Linked DNA regions of Homo sapiens: region 2 is linked to region 1. Evidence: read pairs that join two places in POLR2A ChIA-PET (ENCODE). Cell type or tissue: IMR-90. All regions are shown on one strand. Links, peaks and the distances in the headings refer to the core of each region. The heading gives the core; the rest is flanking DNA. Region 1 overlaps CNNM1 (cyclin and CBS domain divalent metal cation transport mediator 1). Region 2 has its middle 37 kb from the start of CNNM1.

Evidence for each region. Peaks named below come from ENCODE experiments on the same cell type or tissue, not always from the same donor. Only the 100,000 strongest peaks of a DNase experiment are listed, where the experiment ranks them.
Region 2: POLR2A ChIA-PET joins it to region 1 with 9 read pairs; 1 of 35 experiments calls an interaction of 5 or more read pairs at or near these places.

The regions. Positions count from the first base shown.
Region 1 is chr10:99,340,841-99,352,151 of GRCh38, reverse strand. All of the region lies in intron 1 of CNNM1 (cyclin and CBS domain divalent metal cation transport mediator 1), which reads right to left. Among named protein-coding and RNA genes, the nearest start is that of CNNM1, 17 kb to the right of the region's middle. In IMR-90, for the core only: no CTCF peak of the experiment used is centred there; DNase peaks (open chromatin) are centred at 5,721 and 6,591.
Region 2 is chr10:99,286,370-99,297,680 of GRCh38, reverse strand. It overlaps a transcript of HPSE2 not described here. Among named protein-coding and RNA genes, the nearest start is that of CNNM1, 37 kb to the left of the region's middle. RefSeq lists an enhancer at 78-577. In IMR-90, for the core only: no CTCF peak of the experiment used is centred there; a DNase peak (open chromatin) is centred at 5,330.

The DNA.
Region 1 (11,311 bases), core at 1,784-9,783:
AAGCTGGGGAAAGGAGAGTGTGGGGCATGGCTAAGTGAGTACAGAGTTTCTTTTGGGGTGATGAAGTGTTCTGGAATTAGATTAGTAGGGATGCCTGCACAACTCTGAATATACAAAAATGCATTAAGTGTGCACTTTAAAAGGATGAGTTTTATGGTACGTGAATCCTATCTCAATGAAGCTATTATTTTTTAAAAAGAAAGCCAATTGAAAAAAATAATAATCCATGCCTGAATGAGCAGGAAGTTGGTGTGGCTGAAAGTTACAACCTGCAACACAAGTTGAGTAAAAGTAGGGACTGCTTCGTAAAGAGAATGGGTTGAAATGAGAGGAATGCTGGTTTGGACTTGGGTAATAACTTCCAGCACACATGATCATTTTGTGCTCTAGGATGTGTGGAGAGTAAAAACGGTCTGCCACAGGTGAGGCCACTGGGAGACAAGAAATAGGGGAGAAGGCACCGTATTATGAGTTTTGTGCAGGCGGAAATGGTGAACAGGGATGAGGGCTTTATCACAGGCAGGAGAGGGAAAATATGAGAACAAAGAGCTGTTGGCCTGGTTCACATCTTTCAGAAACCTCATCAACTCTCAGGGATGACTTGTGAATATTTACAACTCCTAAACTGGGTCCAACTGGGGCAGTGGGCGCTCAAATATCCCAAGCATTCCCATCTTTCTCTGGGCAAATGCTTGTATCTAACACACATTATTTCTCCTCTCTACCTGTTTACCATTTCTACCTTTACTTCCTAATGGCATATGTGGTAAAGTGGCATATGTGGCATATGTGGTAAAGTGGGCAAAAAGTAGTAATTGACTATTCAACGCTGGGTTTGGGAAAGGGTCTCTTTGTGGCTTCTGTACTAATCTCCTCTGAGACATGCTTGAGATACCACATTACCTATTAGGCTCTTGGCACATTTGAGGTCAGTAAAATTACCCATTACTGAAGGTCAAATTAGTGTTTTCCATTGCCCCAAGAATCCAAAGGGCAGTCCTAGTACTGGTTACTGGCAGTGTTCTACCTAAGGTGTTATCATCACTACCTCGTATCGACATACCCAAACTACAAGTCAGATTTCTTAGAAGATGAGGTTTTCAGGCATTGCTTTTAAAGCAGTGGTTCTCAAATGGAGGTGATTTTGCCCCCCAGGGGACATTTGGCCATGTATGGAGACAATCTGGTTGTCACAACTTGGGGCAGGGAATGCTACTGGCATTTGGTGGGTAGAAGACAGGGATGAAGCTAAACATCCTTCAATGCACAGGACAGTCCCCTCCGCAAAGAATTACCTGGCCCCAAACATCAATACTATTGAGGTCGAAAGCCCTGGCCTATTAGGGGGGTGGGGTTGGGGGAGGGAGAACATTAGGAAAAATAGCTAATGTATGCTGGGCTTAATACCTAGGTGATGGGTTGATAGGTGCAGCAAACCATCATGGCACACGTTTACCTATGTAACAAACCTACACATCCTGCACATATACCCCGGAACCTGAAATTTAAAAAAATGTAAAAATATACAGAAAGGCAGTGGCAGCAACATCACAACTGTATTTTGGTATCTGAAGAAGCTAAAATAGCCTCCAAAGTCTTTAATAAATATAGCCTCATCTATTCTACATGGTTTAGGCACATCCATAGATAAGAGCTCTCAAGGACTCCATTAGCATACCTCTGATGCCTTAGGGGAACAAAAAGGCAAATAATTGATTTGCTTCCTCTCTTCTTCAAAAATAGCTACAGCACTTTGGTAACTGTTCCCAAGATAAAATAAAAAGCTAGGAGGAAAGCATATTGCTTGGAAATAGAGAACTAAGCAAAATCGTTTTATGGTTTTATGGTTTCTGCCTCACTTGTGACCTTCACCTTATAAAATATAGTGGCTTTTGCTACGTTCTTCTTCCAGGTGTGCTTGCAGCATCTTTTATTCATTTGGTAGACAGCATTGAGTGTCTCCTCTTTCTTACCTTGGTCTTGGTCACTTGGTACCAATGGAAATGTATTCCTTGGAGTAGCAGCATGAACACTACCTGGGCCTTTGTTCAAAATGCAAGATCTGAGGTCCCATCCCTGCCCTACGGAATCAGGATCTTGCTGGGTGGGGCAGGGTCCAGATAGCTGTTTTTTGTGTTTTTTTGTTTTGTTTTGAGACTGAGTCTCACTCTGTTGCTCAGGCTGGAGTTCAATGGTGTGATCCTGGCTCACTGCAACCTCTGCCTCTCGGGTTCAAGCAATTCTCCTGCCTCAGCCTCCCGAGTAGCTGGGACTACAGGCACACGCCACCACGCCCAGCTAATTTTTGTATATTTAGTAGAGACGGGGTTTCACCGTGTTAGCCAGGATGGTCTCGATCTCCTGACCTCATGATCCGCCCACCTCAGCCTCCCAAAGTGCTGGGATTACGGGCGTGAGCCACTGCGCCCGGCCCAGATAGCTGTTTTAATGAGCTCTCCAGGTGATTCTTATGCACACTAAAGTTTGAGAAACACTGCTCTTGACATGTGCTACTCAAAGTGTGGTCCTTGGATTGGAAACATGGTATCACTTGGGAGCTTGTGAGGGAAGCAGAAATTCAGGCTCTCATCTTAGCTTTCTGAATCAGAATTTGCATTTCCTCAATATCTCCAGGTGATTCTTACGCACACTTGGGTATCAGAAATCCTGGTCAAGACTACCCTACTTCTCTTCCCACCCTTATGATTGGAACTTTTCTATTTCCATTGTGGATTCCTTTTTTTTAATCCTCACCTACAGATAAATATATCTTAAAGACTCCGACTCGTGATTCTCGACCCTGGCTGCACGTTGGAGTTACATACTGATGCCTGTGTCCCACCCACAGAAATTCTGATCTAATTGATCTTGGATGAGGCTGGGACACTGGAATGTTTAAAACTTCTTCAGGTGATTCTAATGGGCACTTGCAGTTAAGAACTTCTGCTCCTGTCTTTGATCTTCCGCTCATCTCTCTTGCTGATTAAAGATCCCAGCAAAGCCTATTAATTTAAATATCACAATCACCTCTTTACTGAGAACTGGATTTATATCTGAACATAGGTTTCTATTTTTTTATTTTGAGACAGGGCCTCACTCTGTTGCCCAGGTTGGAGTGCAGTGGTGCAATCTCAGCTCACTGCAACCTCCGCCTCCCAGGCTCAAGGGATCCTCCCACCTCAGCCTCCTGAGTAGCTAAGACAACAGACTCAAGCCAGCAGGCCTGGCTATTTGTTTGTTTATTTGTTTGTTTGTTTGTTTTTGTAGAGATGGGGCTTTGCAATGTTGCCCAGGCTGGCCTCAAACTCCTGAGTTCAAGCAATCTGCCCACTTTGGCCTCCCAAAGTGCTGGGATTACAGGTGTGAGCCACTGTACCTGGCCTCGATGTCTATTTTGAACACCCTTCCTGTTTTAGATATTTTGCCTGAGCTGTCCTCTTGTCAAAATCACTTACCCAAATAGGAACTCCTAATCTTCAAGACACATTGCCCCTGCTCTTCCTCCGTCTTCACTACAGTAAATGATACCATTAACTCTAGTTACCCTAAGTCATAACCCAAGAGTCATCTTTTATCTTTCCTTTATGTCAATTTAGAAAAAAATCCCCACATTCTTTCAATTCTTCTTCCTTTATTCTTTTAACAAGTACTTACTGAATGACTGCTACATGCCGAGCACTCTTCTAGGCACTTGAAATGCAGCAATGAGCACAATGCACAAAATCATTTTCCTCCGGCAGCTTACACTCTTGTAAGTAGAGGTAAGAGATAATAAAGCAAATACATATCTAAAATATATAGCATAAGGCTGGGCGCCGTGGCTTAAGCCCATTATCCCAACACTTTGGGAGGCTGAGGCAGGAGGACTGCTTGGGCCCAGGGGTTTGTGACCAGCCTGGGCAATGAATCAAAACTTCATCTTTACAAAAAATTTTAAAAAATTTAGCCAGGTGGGGTGGTGCATGCCTGTAGTCCCAGCTGCTTGGAAGGCTGAGGCAGGAGGATTGTTTGAGCCTAGGAATTTGAGTCTGCAGCTAGCAATGATTGCACCAATGCACACCAGCCTGGGTGACAGTGAGATGTTGTCTCAAAAAAAAAAAATATATATATATACACACACACACACACACATCATATATATAAAAAAATATATATAGCACACTGCTAAGGGGAAAGCGAAGCAGGGAATAGTGATGAGGGAGTGTGTGGGAGTGAGAGAACAGGTGTTACAATTTTAGGGAAGGGAGACGGGGATGAACTCCCTGAGGTGATGTTTCAATAAAGCCCTGAAGGCGGTGAGGTAGGGAGCCCTGTGGAGATCTCTGCAGTAGAACAGGGTGTAAAGGTCATGCATTGGGAGTGTAACTGATGTGCTTAAGGAATGGCAAGGAGGCCAATGCGGTGGCTGTAGAACGTGGGAGAGGAAAGTAGTGGGAGCCAAGGTCAGGGAGTTGAGGGGTAGGGGAGGTGCCAATGTGATAGAGCCAGGAAGGCCTTTGTAAGGACTTTGGGTCTTACTCTCAGTGACATAAAAACAAGCCATTGCAACATTTGTGTGTGTGTGTGTGTGTGTGTTGCAAAAAGGTGACATGATCTGACTTATGTTTTTGTTTTTGTTTTGTTTTGTTTTTTGAGACAGAATCTTGCTCTGTCCCCCAGGCTGGAGTGCAGTGGTGTGATCTTGGCTCACTGCAACCTCCGCCTCCCGGGTTCAAGCGATTCTCTGCCTCAGCCTCCCAAGTAGCTAAGATTACAGGTGCCTGCCACCATGCCAGTCTAATTTTTTTGTATTTTTAGTAGAGATGGGGTTTCACCATCTTGGCCAGGTTAGTTTTGAACTCCTGACCTCGTGATCCACCTGCCTCCGCCTCCCAAAGTGCTGGTATTACAGGTGTGAGCCACCGTGCCTGGCTGACTTATATTTTAAAAGGAACTCTAGCTGCTGTGTTTTTTTTTTCTTTTAACTTTTATTTTAGGTTCGGGGTATATGTGCAGGTTTGTTATCTAGGTAAATTCGTGTCACAGAGGTTTGGTATACAGATTATTTCATCACCCAGGTACTAAGCATAGTACCCAATAGGTATTTTTTTCTAATCCTCTCCCTCCTCCAGTGCCTGCTGTTGCCCTCTTTGTGTCCACGTGTTCTCATTATTTAGCTCCCACTCATAAGTGAGAGCATGCGGTATTTGGTTTTCTGTTTCTGCGTTCATTTGCTAAACTGCTGTGTTAAGAATAGACATAAGGCCGAGTGCAGTGGCTCACGCCTGTAATCCCAGCACTTTGGGAGGCTGAGGCAGGAGGATTGCTTGAGCCCAGGAGTTCCAAGATCAGCCTAGACAACATAGTGAAAGCCCATTTCTATAAAAAATTAAAAATATTAGCTGGGCATGGTGGCTCACGCCTGTAATCCCAGCTACTAAGGAGGCTGAGGTGGGAGGATCACTTAAGGAGTGTGTTTGGCAAAAAGAGTAGGAGCTCAGTTTTGGGCAGGTTTAAGTTTGAGATGTATTTTAGACTTCTAAGTGGAGATGTTCAGTGGCAATTAGAAATGTAAGTCTGGAGTTCATGTTGATAAGTTTGGGAGAATGAATGAAATAATCGAGGGAATGAGAGTAGACAGAGAAGAGATCAATTTCTGAGCCCTGAGGCACTGTAACATTTAGAGGTCATAGAAATGCAACATTCATGGGACAAATATTTGAGCATCTGCTATGGGTAGGCACTGTGCCAGGTGCTGAAGATACATCTGTGGATATGATGTAGGCAGAACCAGTAAAGGAGACTGAGGAGGAGTGTTCACATGTAATGAAGTCTAAGAGATTTTTTTCCTCCTCTAATTCAAAGTGTCCTTAATTTCTATGCCCTCATCCCATCTTGGACAACTGCACCAATATCCTAACCATTCATCCTTTTGGTTTTTCTAGCCCTAATACATCTTGTACACTAAAACCGGATTAACGATCCCCGAAATACTGCATTTGTGAGGTTACTCCCCATCTCAATCACATGTAGGAGGATCATTTAAGACTAAGCAGGATCATTTCTGAACTCTTCTTCCTTGCATTAAAGGCTCCTATGATTTTTTGGTATTTTTTTTGCCTTCTTTCCCACTACTATGTCAAAACGTATTGTTCATAAAATAGCTGGTCCAGAGGCAATGCAGAATCAAGGGTGGTGGCTCATAATCCCAGCACTTTGGGAAGCTGAAGCGGGAGGATCGCTTGAGGCCATGAGTTCGACACCACCCTGGGCAACATGGTAAGACCCCCATCTCTTAAAAAAATTTTTTTAAATTAAAAAATATAAAAGAAAACAAAAATAAAATAACCGTTCCAAGAATACTCCGCCAATAAATGGTGAAGCCAAAATTGAGCCCTGGTTAGGATTTCTGGAAAGCTTCAAGACCCAACTAGAAAAGTCTGGATACATTAAGCTCAGGCCTCTCAGATACAGAACTGGTCTTGGAGACTGCCTGGGTGGTCAGTTTGACTCTCTCTCTCTGGGTTCAGCCTAACCATACCCAGAATCCCCTGCTTAAAAATCACCATGGTGACCCAGAGTGATTTGGCTATGCTTTGGCAGATGGTGTCATTCTCAGGTCACAAACCAACCTCAGATATGAGGAGGATACATTGAAAGGCAAACAGGGCCAACTTTAGTCATCACTTAGTTCTGGGCCAGCCAGGGAGTGTGGTCAAGCTAGGCTAGTCCCTGGGAGAAGAGAGATATGTGGACTCTCAGGGGCACTGTTTGAAGTAAGCTAGATACCTGAGATGATCTTAAAATCCACGCTTTTGAAGGTTTTCATTGCAGCTGAAGACAGCCTACAGATTCGTCAGTGTTCTCCATATCATTTTTGATGTAAACCAAGCTGAATCCTGAGACTCCATTTCCTAGTTTTTGCCATAGTAGTTTCTGTAATACCTACTGTACATTGGGTGCATATGTTACCTCTGGTCTTCATAATATCTCTGCAAAAGGGGGGTTGTTATTACTAATATGTAGATAAGGAAACTGAGACTTGGAAAAATAAAATGACTTATCCAAGGACAATATTAGTATGTGATGGAGCCAGGAACAACCCCAGGTCTGTCTGCCTCTTGACCTTGTGCTCTTTCCAACACAATGCAGACTCCACATTCCAGGCCAAATCTCAGGTTTACTGTCTCTGACGTGTTAAGAGCAATGGGCACATACTCTGTAAATGCCTGGAGGCTGCAGGAAGGCATGCTGAGCTAATGCCCGGCACCTCCCTAGTGATTAGCAAGGGAGGAGAACGGCTTTGAACTGGGAAGGGGAAAGGAGTCACAATTCCACCTCCTTGCTACACTTCGCCTTCAAATCCAAGCCTTCTTATGTTTAGCCTGATATTTTATTTTAGTAGACTGCTTGGAGCTTTGAGGAGTTTTGTTTATATTGCTGTGTTATTTGTTTAAATGGTCAGGTTTTTTTATTTGCCTGAGATGTCTGAGGAAGAGCAGAGTGATGGGGGAGGAAACTGAATTCTAACTGATAACAGGATAAAAGAAATGGAAGGAACCTCCTACGGTCCAATTTTCATCCCCTGGGCCCTACCCAAAGTAAACAGCTTTCAATTTTGTTTTCTTATTATATACAGTTTTACATGGGCTGGATCAGAGAGAGAAAGGACTTGTTATACAAGATGACTAACTGTATACAATTAATTTAACTAGATCAGGGAGGTAAGAGGCAAATGGTGGAGTCTCTTTAGGGCTATACTGGAATTGTCTTCAGCCTTCAGAGTAAACTCACAATGTAGTATCACTATTCCCCCCCACCCCCACCTATTTTTTTTTTTTGAGACGGAGTCTCGCTCTGTTGCCTAGGCTGAAGTGCAATGGCATGATCTCAGCTCACTGCAACCTCCACCTCCCGGGTTCAAGTGATTCTCCCGCCTCAGCCTCCTGAGCAGTTGGGATTACAGGCACCCGCCATCATGCCCAGCTAATTTTTATATTTTTGTAGAGACGGGGTTTCACCATGTTGGTCAGGCTGGTCTTGAACGCCTGACCTCAGGTGATCCGCCCACTTTGGCCTCCCAAAGTGCTGGGATTACAAGGGTGAGCCAGCACACCTGGCCTATCTTCCATCTTCTTAAAAGGGGAATAGGCCGGGCACAGTGGTTTATGCCTGTAATCCCAGCACTTTGGGAGGCCAAGGCGGGCTGATCACCTGAGGTCAGGAGTTCGAGACCAGCCTGGCCAATATGGTGAAACCCCATCTCTACCGAAAAAAAAACAAAACAAAAATTAGCTGGGCATGGTGGCGGGTGTCTGTAATCCGAGCTACTCAGGAGGCTGAGGCAGGAGAATCGCTTGAACCCAGGAGGCAGAGTTTGCAGTGAGCCGAGACCATGCCAAGGCACTCCAGCCTGGGCGACAGAGGGAGACTCCATCTCAAAACAAAAAAACAAAACAAAACAAAAAAGAAGGAAGACAAGTCTCAGAGTGATATAGTGACCTGCCCCAGTCGTAGCTAGTCAACGAAGGTGCTGGGATCTGAGTTCAGGCCTCTGGGACCCTCTGTCTGTGTCCTTGGCTCCATGGTCTGAGGTGGCAAGTCAGACATGTGAGTTCTGGTTCCACCTCTGTCACTAACATTGAGCAGGACACTTCTGTCTTTAGATCTCTGGTGCTGCATATACAAAATGAGGATAAAAACTGCTGACCTCACATTTATGGTGGGCACACAATGAATTACTAAACTGGAAATTTTGTTTATATGGCTGTGATATTTGTTTATATGGTCATTAAAAAACATTTGCCAATAAATAAACATAACGCCTTTGCAACTACGAGGGATTATCATTTCTCTTTTTAGTATTTGTCCTTTCTGTGCCTCAGTTTTCTCAATCATAAAAGACATGCCGGGCGGTCACGGTGGCTCATGCCTGTAATCCCAGCACTTTGGGAGGCCGAGGTGAGCAGATCACCTGAGGTCAGGAGTTTCAGACCAGCCTGGCCAACATGGTGAAACCCCATCTCTACTAAAAATACAAAAATCAGCTGGGAGTGGTGGCAGGCGCCTGTAATCCCAGCTACTTAGGCTGAGGCAGGAGAATTGCTTGAAACCGGGAGGTGGAGGTTGCAGTGAGCCGAGATTGTGCCACTGCACTCCAGCCTGGGCGACAAAAGTGAGACTCCATCTCAAAAAAAAGAAAGAAAGAAAGAAAAAAAAAGATGGGACTAGGTGATCACCAAGTTTCCATTTCTGGCTCTAAAATTTTATGCTTTTATAAGTCTAAACAGTTCTGGGCTACAAAACAGTTTGGTTTTACAGGATACTTCTTTGCAATGATATATGCCAGAATTTTAACAGTGCTGTTAGAGCCTCTTGTGTTTATAAAGGGCTCTGAGCTCCTAATCTTTGTATCTTAATATTTGAAAGCCTCCTTTGGAATGAGATGAGAAACAGCTACCTTGACACATACTAGATTTTTGTTGTTGTTGTTGTTGTTTTTAACTATACAATCAAGTGAAATCATTCCCTACCAAATCAGGAAGAGAAACACAAAAATGTTATTCTACCAATCCTGCAGCAACCGCCTTGATTTGGAAAAACAAAACTGTCCCTTTCTCTAGCTTAAAAAAAAGGCTGTACTTTATAGTAATTATCCTGCTCTATTTTATCAGAAATAATCAACACCTTTATCACAAAATAAATTCTTGAGCCACTAAAAGGCAATTATAAAAAAGCCAACTGTGTCATCCAGAGCACCATGGTAACCAACATCACTAGGGCATGAAAAAATAGTTGTTCGTCACCAGAATCTAAGCCAGTTGGTGGTTTGGCTTGCTAAGCAACACTGTAAAAATAGCAGAGTAACAACCCATTATCTGGAGGTCTGACTTCCCACTGTTTTGAATATGGTCCCAGAAAGAACTGTCCCAGGTCTCTCCATTGACTCCCTACCCTAGGCTTACAGTCAAAACCTAACTAATCATTTAACCAACAAGTATTGATTGAAGTATACTACATATCAGGCACATGATTCTCAACATGGTATTCACTTAGTTTATCAGTGAAACAGAAACTGTAAGTGAGATATACACAGGAAGAGTGATTTTGTGGAGAACGGTGGGGCAGGGATTTGCTGGAGGCAGATTCAAAGAGAACTAACAGCTGTCAGCCAGAGGACAGAAAAAAATGTAAAAAATAGGGAATACAGCATAAAATAACTACACTCTCATGATCATGATCCTGCGTCATCAAGAAAAGATTAAGTTATATTTAGAATCCTTTGTTAAGAAAGGCAGGAATGGGTATAAAACATTTTAGAAATATCACCATCAAAAATGGTTAAAATATACAGTTTTAGCATTTGAAGGAAACAAAATTATGTTTGACAAATATCTTCGGCTGCCTAGCTCCCCATTTTGCTGGAAGAAAAGCAGCATTATGATAATGGCTTTCCCAGCGTTCAGACACAGTGTCGGCTCCCTCTCTGCCTTTCTTTTTCAGCTCAAACTCCTGCCTCAGCTGGAACACTCTTCCCTTCATAATTGCTTAGCAGGGTCCTTCTCCTTCTTTAAGGCTGAGCTGAAATTCCACTTTCTCAGAAAAGTTTTCTCAGATCACCCAGGGACTATTTCTCCCTTCCCTTTTCACCCACAGATGTTTTCTGGATTCCCTTGCCTGTACCCCAGGCTGCCTCTTATCATCATTTCCATCATGGCCCTTCCTTCTTTCTCGTTCCTGGAGGGCAGGTTCAGCACTGCATTTATATCCATGTCTATCTGCCGAGCCCTGGTACTCAGTACATGCTACTGAACTGACCTGCCCAGACGATGTTGAGAGTCACTGGGGGAAAACAGGAGGGTGGCTGGCAGAGGTGGCACTTTCCCTCCTGGATGTCACACAGCCCAGGAGCCCAGCATGGCACCCATGCTGGCCCTCCTTCCTCAGGGCCTTTGCATGTCTGTTCCTGTCTCCTGGGAAGCTCTTCCTCTGATGAACTCCTTCTCACCGTTCTTTAGGATTCAGCTCAAATACCACTTGGCAAGGGAGAGTCTCTTTACCTATAAGACCAAGTCTATCTATTATATGTTCAGAGCTCCCTATACTTTTTCTTCAACTCACTTAGGACAATTTGTAATTATTTATTGCTTGGTGTCGCCTACTCGACTGCAAGCCCTAGGAGGGCAGGAATGGTGTCTGTCTTGTCCACACTGCATCTCCAGTGCCTAACACAGGCCTGACAGAGAATGGCCATTCAATACAGGCAGGCAGGCAGGCAGGCAGGCAGGCAGGCAGGAAGGAAGGAAGGAAGCGGGGAAGGAGAGAAAGAGAA
Region 2 (11,311 bases), core at 1,467-9,466, 54 kb after region 1:
GAGTGAACAAAACAGGGGTCTCTCACAATCAAGTGTCTCGTTATAATTACCCACACACAATTAACAGAAAGTTAAAAGCAAACATAAGACTGCACCCATTTTAGGACTGAAAATAAAATGACTGATGGAACAATACAATGGAGTCAGAAGACAAAGGAGTGGGAGAAGGGGTGACAAGGACATGCTTTCTGGCATTCAAACAATGAGGGACTTCTAAGCAATTGCCTAGCCAAAGGCTGTTACTTTATTCCCTAGTTCTCCTGATACTATGGGAGTGTGGGCAGAAGGAACAGTCACCTCTTCACCAGAGTGGAAACGGCGCTGACTGATTTTTAGTGTGGGACCTTGGTGAAGATCTCTCCAGGATACCTCAACTTGCATGGGCTTGGTTCAACTGCAGCAGTGGGAAGGGCTTGCATGGGTGGTAACCCACCGGGCTGCCAGCAGGAGGGGCGGGTGTCACATGAGGCAGACTGCATTATGGCCACTCCACCAGTAGGCTCAACTGTGGCAGTGGGATGGGCCTGCACAGGTAACCCACCAGGCTGCGGTGGGGAGAAGCAGGCCCTACACGAGGTAGTGGAACTGTGGCTGCTTGCTCTTCTGATGGGCTCTGCTGCTTGCCGGGGAAAATGTAGCTCTGAAAAGAGCCCTTGGTTGGTGTTAGAGTATTACAGCTCTGCTTTGCTCCCTCTCTGCTCCTCATCTCGTCAATTGCCATCCACTGACTGCTGTCCTGCCTTCCTGCCCTCCCATCGATGATTGCCTTCCTGCCAACTGCTGTCCAGATGATTACTTTCCTGCTGACCATCACTCTGTGGATTGCCAGCAGGCAGATCTCTGACTGCCGCCTGGCCAGTCCTTGACTACTGCCCTACTGACTGTCACTGGCCGACTGCCACCTTACAGACTGTGGCTCCCAGATCTCCGACTGCCATATCTCATGAAGCCATCTTCTTTCTTCACCCTGCATTGGGTACCAAGCTGATGCAGGGCAGGCAAGCCCCAAAGTGGAGCTCAGCCCAGGAGGGTTCTTGGCTTTGCCCAAGAGAGAATTCAAGGGCAAGCCAGTGATAGAAGAAAACAGCATTATTAAAGAAACAGTGTTACAGCTCTGTGACTGCTCCTGCAGAGCAGGGATACCCTGTAGGCAAGAGAGTAGCAGCTCAGGGCAGTTTTGCAGTCATATTTATGCCCACTTTTAATTGCATGTAGATTAAGGGGTGGTTGATGCAGAAATTTGGGCTCATTGAGTCATTTCCGCAGAAAGGGGCAGTAACTCTGTGTTCATGGCAAACATAAATTGAAACGGCATGTTGGGGGGGCATCTGATTGAAAGCTGCTTCCACCCTGGCCCTGTTTTAGTTAGTCCTCAATCTGGTTCAGCATCTGAGCCCTGCCTCTGGAGTCCAGTCTCACCTCCTATCTCATATCCAGCCTTTCCAGTTATTGTAAGTGGTAATGTTTACATGCTTCAGACTACTGCATCCTACATGGAAAGCTAAATGTTCAGAGGCCTGTATTTAATAGAAGTCTTTTGGAAGGCTATATGAGCAAGCTTTTAAAGTTTGCTGTAAACTTCAAAATAGCTATTGAAGTTCCCCCAAATAGAAAGTGATTAAACAGACAATACTCAGTGTGATAAGTGATACGTCACATTTGGGGTGTAATTGCTCCTAAGCCAAGGCTAAAGAAGCTAGATTTAGGCAGTCAGGGGACACTTTTTGGAGGCAGTGTTGTCTAAGATGATAACCTAAAGGTTATGCTGGCCTGTACTTCAGACTGAGAAATAATACCAAATTTCTTTCCAATTTGTTTCCACCTGAACCATCTTATTTGATCTTTGCAGTGATTGTAGGGTTTGTTTATATCCCCATTCTACAGATGAGGATAAATCTTCCTTACAGGGTTTGGGTGGAGTGTTTCAGGTTTTTCAGCATAAGTTTTTTGATTCCAAAGGCATAATCTTTATCTGCCTAACCTTGCTATTTTTCGTAAATAAGTTTTTGAAAACAAAGTGTATCGTTGAGATCTATTCTCTCATCAGCAAAAGTATGGCTGTACTTTCCAGTTGCCTCTTGTATAAAAAAGTTAAATACAGTATTACAAAGATTTTAGAAAATATAGGGAAGAAAGAAAAAAACATCTTTAATTCAGTCTTGTTTTACTTAGTTGGAATAATAACTGTGAGTGTGTTTATGTATGATTTTATCTTGCTTTTTTTCACTTAACATTACAACATAAGCATTTCCAAAGTTTGAATACATAATTCATAAACCCAAATCAGTGGTTATTTAGTAGTCTATTGTGTGGACATACCATAATTCATTCTCCTGAGAGGCAGTATTTTATGGTTGTTGAGAACACAGACTTTGGATTATTTCCTGGTTCTACCACCTTTTATCTGTATGACTTTGGACATCTTAATTTGGGTACGTCAATTTCTCTATTTTAAAATTGAGAATATAGTACTCGTCTGTTGAAAGGATTAAATGAGTCAACACATGAAAACCTCTTAGAATATTGCCTGATACAAAGTAAATGCTATTTATGAAAGGCTATTATTACTGTTAATTTTCCACTGATAAGTATTTAGCTTAAATTCATTTCTCATCTAACAGATTATGCTATTATGAACATCTCTGTTTTTATAGATTTTTGCGAGGCTATAGTTACTTCAGACTTCAGAGAGTAGAACTACTGAGTGAAAATGTGTGTGTGTTTTGAGACTGAGTCTCACTCTGTTGCCCAGGCTGGAGTGCAGTGGCGCCATCTCGACTCACTGCAACCTCCACTTACCAGGTTCAAACAATGCCCCTGCCTCAGCCTCCTGAGTAGCTGGGATTACAGGCGTGGTGGTACACGCCTGATTTTTTGTATTTTTATTAGCTGATTTTTTTTGTATTTTTAGTAGAGACAGGGTTGCACTATGTTGGCCAGGCTGGTCTCAAACTCCTGACCTCAGATGATCTACCGGCCTCGGCCTCCCAAAGTGCTGAGATTACAGGTGTGAGTCATCACGCCCGGCCAAAGTGTACTTTTTTAAAGCTCTTGAAATATCTCTCCCAGTAGATTGCTAATTTACAACTTGCCAGTCCCACTTACAATGTCTTAGAATGAGTATTGCTCTGTCCTGTGAATGCTGTTGGTAAAGTATAATAAATATAGCGCAGCAACATATATATAATATGTATTTATATATAAATATATTATATATTATTATATATGTTAATATATTATATGTATATATTATATATTATATGTATATATTATATATTTATATATTATATATTATATATGTATGTATTATATACTATATAATATATAAAAATTTACATATAATATATAAATACATAAACATATAGCACAGCTCATCTCTCTCTCTGTCTCTATATATATATGTGTACATATAAATTAGAATATGTATCTTCATAAGAGTGGGGATTATCGAAACCCTGGTGGTCTAATGCTCAAGTCTGCACTCTTTACCACCATCCTATTTTGAGTGTTAAGATGTGTTAATTTAGGTGCAATCTTATTAGATATAAATTTTTAGAACATAATCCACTGGTCAGACACTACTGCCGCATTCACCTGAGATAAATATCTTGAGGAAGGGTCATTCATGCCCTAAGTAGGTTTAGTAGCAGGTGAAGACTGAGGAGGAAACCTGAATCTGGTTTGGAGTTTAAGATGTTAGCCTTGTCCATCAGTGCTGGACCTGGACAAGAATTTGTCCAGGCATTTGGACAAGGATTTTGTCTGATAGACTTGGGAAGTTATAGGAATAATTTGGGTTTGGACTGAGAGAATAAGACATTTATACCTTTCTCTGTAGGCCATGCCCTGCACATATTTTCCTCTATTTTCTGTCTCTTGTAATTGACTATAATCTGGGCTGAAATTTTGAAAACTCGTAATTGTTATATTATTGATTAAAGTATAATGTTCTGTTTTCTTGATTAATTTTTTAGTTACTCTTTTGTCACTATATACTTTTTAAAACTGTTTAAAGATTAAGAAAAGCTTCGCCAGTGTCTGTTTTCTTTTAAAACTGGCAGCTGTAAAAATCAGTTATGTTTCACTTGATCATGACCCTTAATCTACCAACCTATCCATTTTTATAGGAAGAACAAAATGTTCTTATCCCTTTCTGTAAAAGTTATCCTAGAACTGGGTACACAATCTTCTCAGAAATTTTTAAAAATGCATTTTAAGTGATGAATGGCCCAAGTTTTCAAATTCTTATTTTTATATGACAAAGGCAAAGTATTTTATGTTTTATTTCAATGTGCATTATTCATTTTTCAAGATACAGTTCAAATCCCATTCTCTCAATAAAGGCTTCCCTGACTGTTCTGGCCTATCCAATGTTTCTCAGTTCTAACTTATACCATTTGCTATATGATCAGGCACTACTTTTTGAATCAACTTATATAGCTTCCTTTTTTTTTCCTTTTTGCTGTTTACTTCCCATGTTACTATTTTATTTTATATTTGTGTGATGTTAAGATTTTATGACAATTTTCAGATAGATGTATGTGTGAGTGGTATGTGGGGTATGGGTAGCTAAGTATCAGATCTTACAGGTGAAGAGGGTCATTTATACCCTGGAAAACCATAGAACTTTTGGCCCCCTGCTTTAGCCAGCAAAGTAGAGATTATCAACTGGGTAGGAAGGGAGAGGCGAAAATAGAGAATTTCTGCTTGAACAAGGAAGGGTTTGGGGAGGCGGGAGCAGAGAAGGTGTATATCAAAAACTTCAGACAAATGTAATATTTATGTTTATCAAAAGAAGTTTGAGAAGTATTACTCTAGATCTGTACCATCCAATAAGGTAGCTCACATGTGGTTTGTGAGCACTGGAAATGTGGCTAGAGCAAATTGAGATGTGCAAATACACAGTGGATTTTAGACTTAGTACGAAAAAAAGAATGTAAAATGTAAAATATCTCATTTTTATATTAATTACATGTTGAAATAATATTTCAGATATGTTTGGTTAAATAAAATATATTATTAAAATTAACATATCCATTTATTTAACCTTTTAAAATATAGCTGTTAGTGAATTTTAAAATATATGTGTGGCTCATATTTGTGGTTCTCATTATTTTTCTGATGGACAACACTGCTCTAGAATGTGAGTTCCATGAGTGCAGAGGCTGTCTCATTCATGTCTATAATACCTAGCACCTACCACAGTGCCGAGCATGTGGTAAGCACTCCCTGAATGCTTGTTCAATCATATGTCCTCCCTCCAACTAAATTACAAACTTCTCATGACTCAGAGTGCATTTTAATGTTTTGAGTACTTCCTTCTGGGCTTAGAAGAGTGTTATACACTAGTAGACATTCAGAACATATTTATTTGATGAATGAATAAATAAGAATGCTTTCTGGTGCAAATTTCCAGCCAACTTCCCAACTATTTACTTACTCTGCTTTTAGCCAGTTCCCAGCCTGTTTTCAAACATTTTCCATGTGATGTGTCTGGCTACTTGCTCCTCTCCCCTTTCTTCCCCTCCCTTCATACTCTTCTACTTTTTGGACATTTTCAAACCAACAGGATATGTAGGCCCTTACAACCTTTTATTTATTTATTCAAAAGCCATTTATTTGGCCCCCTCTGGTTTCTAGTTTTTTGTTCATTCTTAAAAATTCATTTAAATTTAACTGGAGGGGAATGGAGCTTGCCAAAAACTGAATGGAAGAATCTGGCTTTTCTCTGTCTCTGCCCAGACACCTGTGCAGGCCTTTCTCAGTGGGGCTCACTACAGTGTGATTTACTCGACAGTTTGGAACCCACTATAGGCCATTATCTTTTATAACTAAATAACTAAATGGGAGTGAGAACAAGAGAGAGAATGTGAGCCAAGGAAGAAAAAGTATGCAAACCTAGATCTGAAGATCTGAGTTTGTCTGGGTGATGGGCCTAGCCCTATCACTTACTAGGAATGTAGTTTTCGAAAATCTCTTCTCTCGAGGCTTCATGGATCTTCATCAGAAAGAAAAAACGAGATAGGATGCCAAAAGGTTGATTTCCATGGTCTCTTCTGGCACTAACATATGGTGATTCTTTTTTTTTTTTTTTTTTTCAGATGGAGTCTTGCTTTGTCACCAGGCTGGAGTGCAGTGGCGCGATCTCGGCTCACTGCAACCTCCACCTCCTGGATTCAAGTGATTCTCCTGCCTCAGTCTCCCAAGTAGATGGGACTACAGGCAAGTGCCACCATACCCAGCTAATTTTTGTATTTTTAGTAGAGATGGGGTTTCATCATGTTGGCCAGGATGGTCTTGATCTCTTAACCTCGTGATCTGCCCGCCTTGGCCTCCCAAAGTGCTGGGATTACAGGCGTGAGCCACCGCATCTGGCCCATGTGGTGATTCTTTAGCCACTAATCAGAGAGGGCAGAAGTGAGAAGCAAATGAAGACCAGACCCTTGTAAATTCAGGATGGGACCTCCATTGGTTTTGATCCATCCCCTGTGGCCTTGTGTGCTAATTCATGTTATTCTGACATCAACCTTGTAAACTCTTTTACCCTTTACTCCTACTTGTAATTGTTTCCTCCCCAGTATTCTTTCTGGGGACAGAATACTCATAAGAAGGGGGCTTCTTCATGGTTCACTTTAGCTCAAATTACTTTTCGTTGTTCAACAATTATTTTTACCCTTTTCACTTATATCAGACCAAAAAGTCTTTTTGAATGATTTCTAAATGTCAGTGACTATCCCTAGGACTTAATTTTCTTGATTAGAAATATTGATGACACCTCCAAATATCCTCAGAAATCTTCAGCTCTGTTGATCCAGCAGCTCAAGAAAGTTCTACACCTCACATTCCAATAATTTGTCTGGGTCACCTAAGGTCATAGAATGTTAAAGTTGAATTAGACCTTTGAGATTATTTGGTATAAGCTTCTGTTACCATTAAACTGAGGCTTGGAGAAATTGTTGTTCTCCACACAGCTAATTTGTGGGAGGTTCATAACTAGAAACCAGCTGTTTTATTCCTTACAACTCTGTGCCCCAACCCACTATGGGCCAATAGTCCATAAATGGAGCAGTGATCAGAGAGAAACATAAGAACCACCTGGTCTGAGGTGGAAAATTTCCTCAGGCTTTTCGCTCCACTGATAGCTGTTTCTTAGTAAATCACATGATCATCTCTCCAGTAAAGAGATGGATCCCTTAACAGTGAGTTGCTCTGTTGTCAGTTGGGCTCAGTGGCACCCTTTGCCCTCCTGGAAGGAATGTAGGAAGATATGACTGACATCATTAGGAAGCCTTACTTAGACCTTGTTCAATAATCCTTTTACAATTCTTACAAGGTATGAGGCATAGTGTTGGGTACTAGGGACACAGAGATGAATGAAATACTCAGGGTTCTGCCTTTTAGAAGCTCCAAGCTTTTTCACTCTGGCTTTTTCACTTCTCCATTATATCTGCCCTGAACCCAAATAAAGGCAAAGAAAACTTTAAGACGACTCTCTTCCCTGCCCCCTACTCTCTTTATCATTTTATGAAGATGTAAAGTTAAAAAAAATAATTTTAATCAAATATATTTTCATAATTTAAAATTTAAACAATCTATAGGTTTATAGATCTATAAGTGGGCGGGGAGGGGAAGCTGTTCTTGGCCCAACCCCTGCTTACCTCTGAGTCTTCTGTCAGAAGCAACCATTTTTAGTTTCTTCTTTAGCATATTAGATATTGGGTGCCTTCTGTGAAAGATGAGGTTTTAGTTCATTTATACTGCCCTGTCCTCCTCCTGCTCCCCTTGTCTTCTAGTTATAATATAACCTTTCGTTAGCTGGTATTTATTTATTTCAGCAGTACAGTTTTTAATGTAATTTTGTTTAACTGAAACCATAATTTAATTTGCCGTAAACTGAAGTGAAAGAACATTACAAATAAGCTTCTGACTTGAGTGTCGGTTAAAATAACCCTTTGCCAAGACGTCAGAATTTAAAGAAAATGGCATTTCATTGCAAGTAGGGCACCATAAGTTGAAGAAAAAGAAAATAACTACTTTAAAAAACTAGTCATCTGTGATTGGAAAACCTTAACTTTTATATGAAATAATATTTTTACTCCACTGATATTCCCCCTATGTTAAAATACTCTTGGCACTGAGTAAAAAATTAATTAACTTTCAAGAAGATGACTCAATCAGAATAATATAAACTGCATTCTAAAAAGAAAAATCATGGATAACAATTTTTTATTGCTAAAAATTGCCACCAGTAATTGTAGGATGTGAAAAGTAAAGGAATAGGACATTTACTACAACCAAACGAAGAAGAAAGTTCCAAAAAAAAAACAGATGATGTCTCCATTAACACACTCTTGGGTTCTAATATTAGAAATAATATTTTTTGCAGCCACGTAAATTGTTTCATCTTCTATTTATGATTTAGTTTAAGTACTACAGATTTTTTAGAGACTTTACCTTATTTACGCAACCTGAAATTTTGCAATCTGTTGCACTGTGGATGGTTTCAAACATCAGCTGCCTCTCAGTCCATCTTTAGGCACTCCTGATGCTTCTTAAATTGCCTCTCCTATGACCCAAGTCTCCATTTTTTGTCACTTCTTACAGGGACGCAGAATGTTACCATGTGAAAAAATCTTTTGGGGCTTGGTAAAACAGAAGACAGTGACCATGGCCCAATTTAATTATATTAGATTTTTAGCTGGTATTTTAATGATTACTAATACTATGAAAATATTCACAGCTAAACTATATAAGTATACCATAATTAAATTTCTTTCTTACACAAATTTTATTTTCCTTAGGGTTGAGAATTACCTGGCTGATTTTTAAATGCATCTATCATTATTTCATCCCAGATTCTCCATTATGTTTCCTCAATTCACTCAAACATATAATCTACCAGTTTTCATTCTTTTTTTTTTTTTTTTTTTTTGCTTGAGGCTGTCCCTCTTGCAGCTCTTTCATGTCTTTTTCCAATCTGGATTGATTGTTCTCTAGGCTGCTGTACAGCTGTATAGTTCCCAGTGTCCCCCTTCACCATTACCTTGGGTTCCCTTTGCTTTTCTCCTGTGTTGAATTCCCTGGTTCCTGGATCCCATGTATTTTTCCTCATTTCATTCCCTCATTTTGGTGGAAAGGAGATAAACTTTTCATCAGTTATATGTCTTATTTTAGCCATCCTTCTCCTCCTCCTTCTCTGCCTTTTACTCTTTTTCAGAATTTACACCTTCTTTTTATTCTGGGATAATTAAATTCTAAAAGCTTAGAACTTCAAGATACCTAGTTGCTTTTGTATTAAAGTGGCAGAAGTCTTTTGTATCATGTACATAAATATATACAACATAAAATCACACATGGAACTTATGTGTAAGCTATCGTGGTAGAGCTTAACAGAACCATCCACCGTGACCCTACCAGTTCAACATCATGTTCTAGATTTTCTTGCTCAGGGCTCCCTGGAACACAATTTAAAGAACACGATGTAATCTAGCCTATCCCTTAGATTTTAGGAATGGGGAAACTGAAGCCCTGAGAAAGGACTTACCTAGGGTCTTAACTTATTTCCTTCACTCTCACTCTCATCATGTTAAATTTCTCAACTTACTGTGAACCCTATTCTTACATTTTTTCAACTCAAATTATTACGTCAGTTCTACCTGTAAAATTCAAAATATGACATGACCTAACCCCTTTAGCTACAGCTTCTAGAAGAATCTAACCTCATGCTGTCTTAATCCAATGACTAGTGTTCCACAACATTTCTTTCTTTTTTGACTTGGGTTTAGGATCCCCTACCAGAAGCCATTTTTAGTATAAACTATTTTTACTCCTCAGTAACTAGCTTTCTTATTTACCAGTTATTAAAGATAAGCAACTTTGGCAAAGTAATGGCTGAATGAGCTTGAGACATCAAAATATACATCTCTACATTGAGATATGAATGCTATTGATTTTCAGACTCCCTTGTTTTAAAGTGAACCACCTAGGGAAAAATTTCCATTTTCTTAAGGTAAATGTTTGAAGTTGGTGTGATAATCCTGGAGGTGTACTGCTCAGATCTCCATTTAAGAGGATCTGCTGCAAGAAACATAGCTGGATGACTCCAGATGTTCACACCAGACCATATTCTCTTCACATTGTCTGTGATGTTCACTCCAAGCCACACACCCCTGCCACCCTCACACCCACTGCTGCTCCCAGCCAATGACTGAGCTCAGCTGGTTTACTAGGTTGGGCCATTTCTGCTCAACTGGGACTCCTCTGATGGCAGTCTTTGCTTGGACACTCCATGTTGGCCTGGTGAAGACTTTCTCTGAGCTGTGCTCTAGCTTGAGGTTCTTCCTGCCCAGTCCTCATTCCTTCTCTTCTTTCACAATTGTCATACCTAATCATAACTTGAAGGCTCTCCTCATTTATTCCTGCTGCTTCTCTCCTTGATCCTTCGTGGGCATTTCCCTAAGTAAATCTCTTGGATGTCTGATTCCTTCTTGGCATTTGCTTTTCAGAGGACCTGAACCAACACGTTTGATATTTGCAGGATTAGCTCTAAGATAATTCAACAAACATTTAATGAATTCTGCTCTAGGGAAGGTTCTGTACTAGATGCTGGAGATACAAAGATAAATGAAACAAATCTCTGCTATTATGTTGTTTGTGAGAGGTATTTAGCGATCCCCAAGTATAGGATAGTGATTAAGAGGGTGAATTTCAAGTTCAAATCTATGCATCACTGCTTACTGCAAGCTCTCTAAGCATCATTCTTCTTATTCAAAAAATGGGATGATAAAAGTATCTATCTTACAGTGTTACAGTGAGAATTAAATGAGAGACTATCCTATTAAGCAGTTTGCACAGTTCCAAGCATTTAACAGTACTCAAGGAATACTGGTTGGTATCAACATTAATGTAATGGGATAAGTCTTAAATATTTTGTTTTTTAACACATTAATTTTTTTCATTTATAAAGCTTTTTTATTGTGATGAAATATACATAACAGAAAATTTTCATTTTAACAATTTTTAAGTGTATAATTCAATGTCATTATATTCACAATGTCATACAGTCATCACCATTATTTCCAAAACTTTTTCATCACCCCATACTGAAAGTCTTTACCTATTAAGCACTAACCCTCATCGCCCACTTTCCCCAGCCCCTGGTGACCACTAATCTATTTTCTGTCTCTATGAATTTGCTCATTCTAGATATTTCATATAAGTGGAATCATACAATATTTGTCCTTTTATGTCTGGCTTGTTTTGCTTAGTGTGTTTTCAAGGTTCATTCATTTTTATGGCTGACTATTCCATT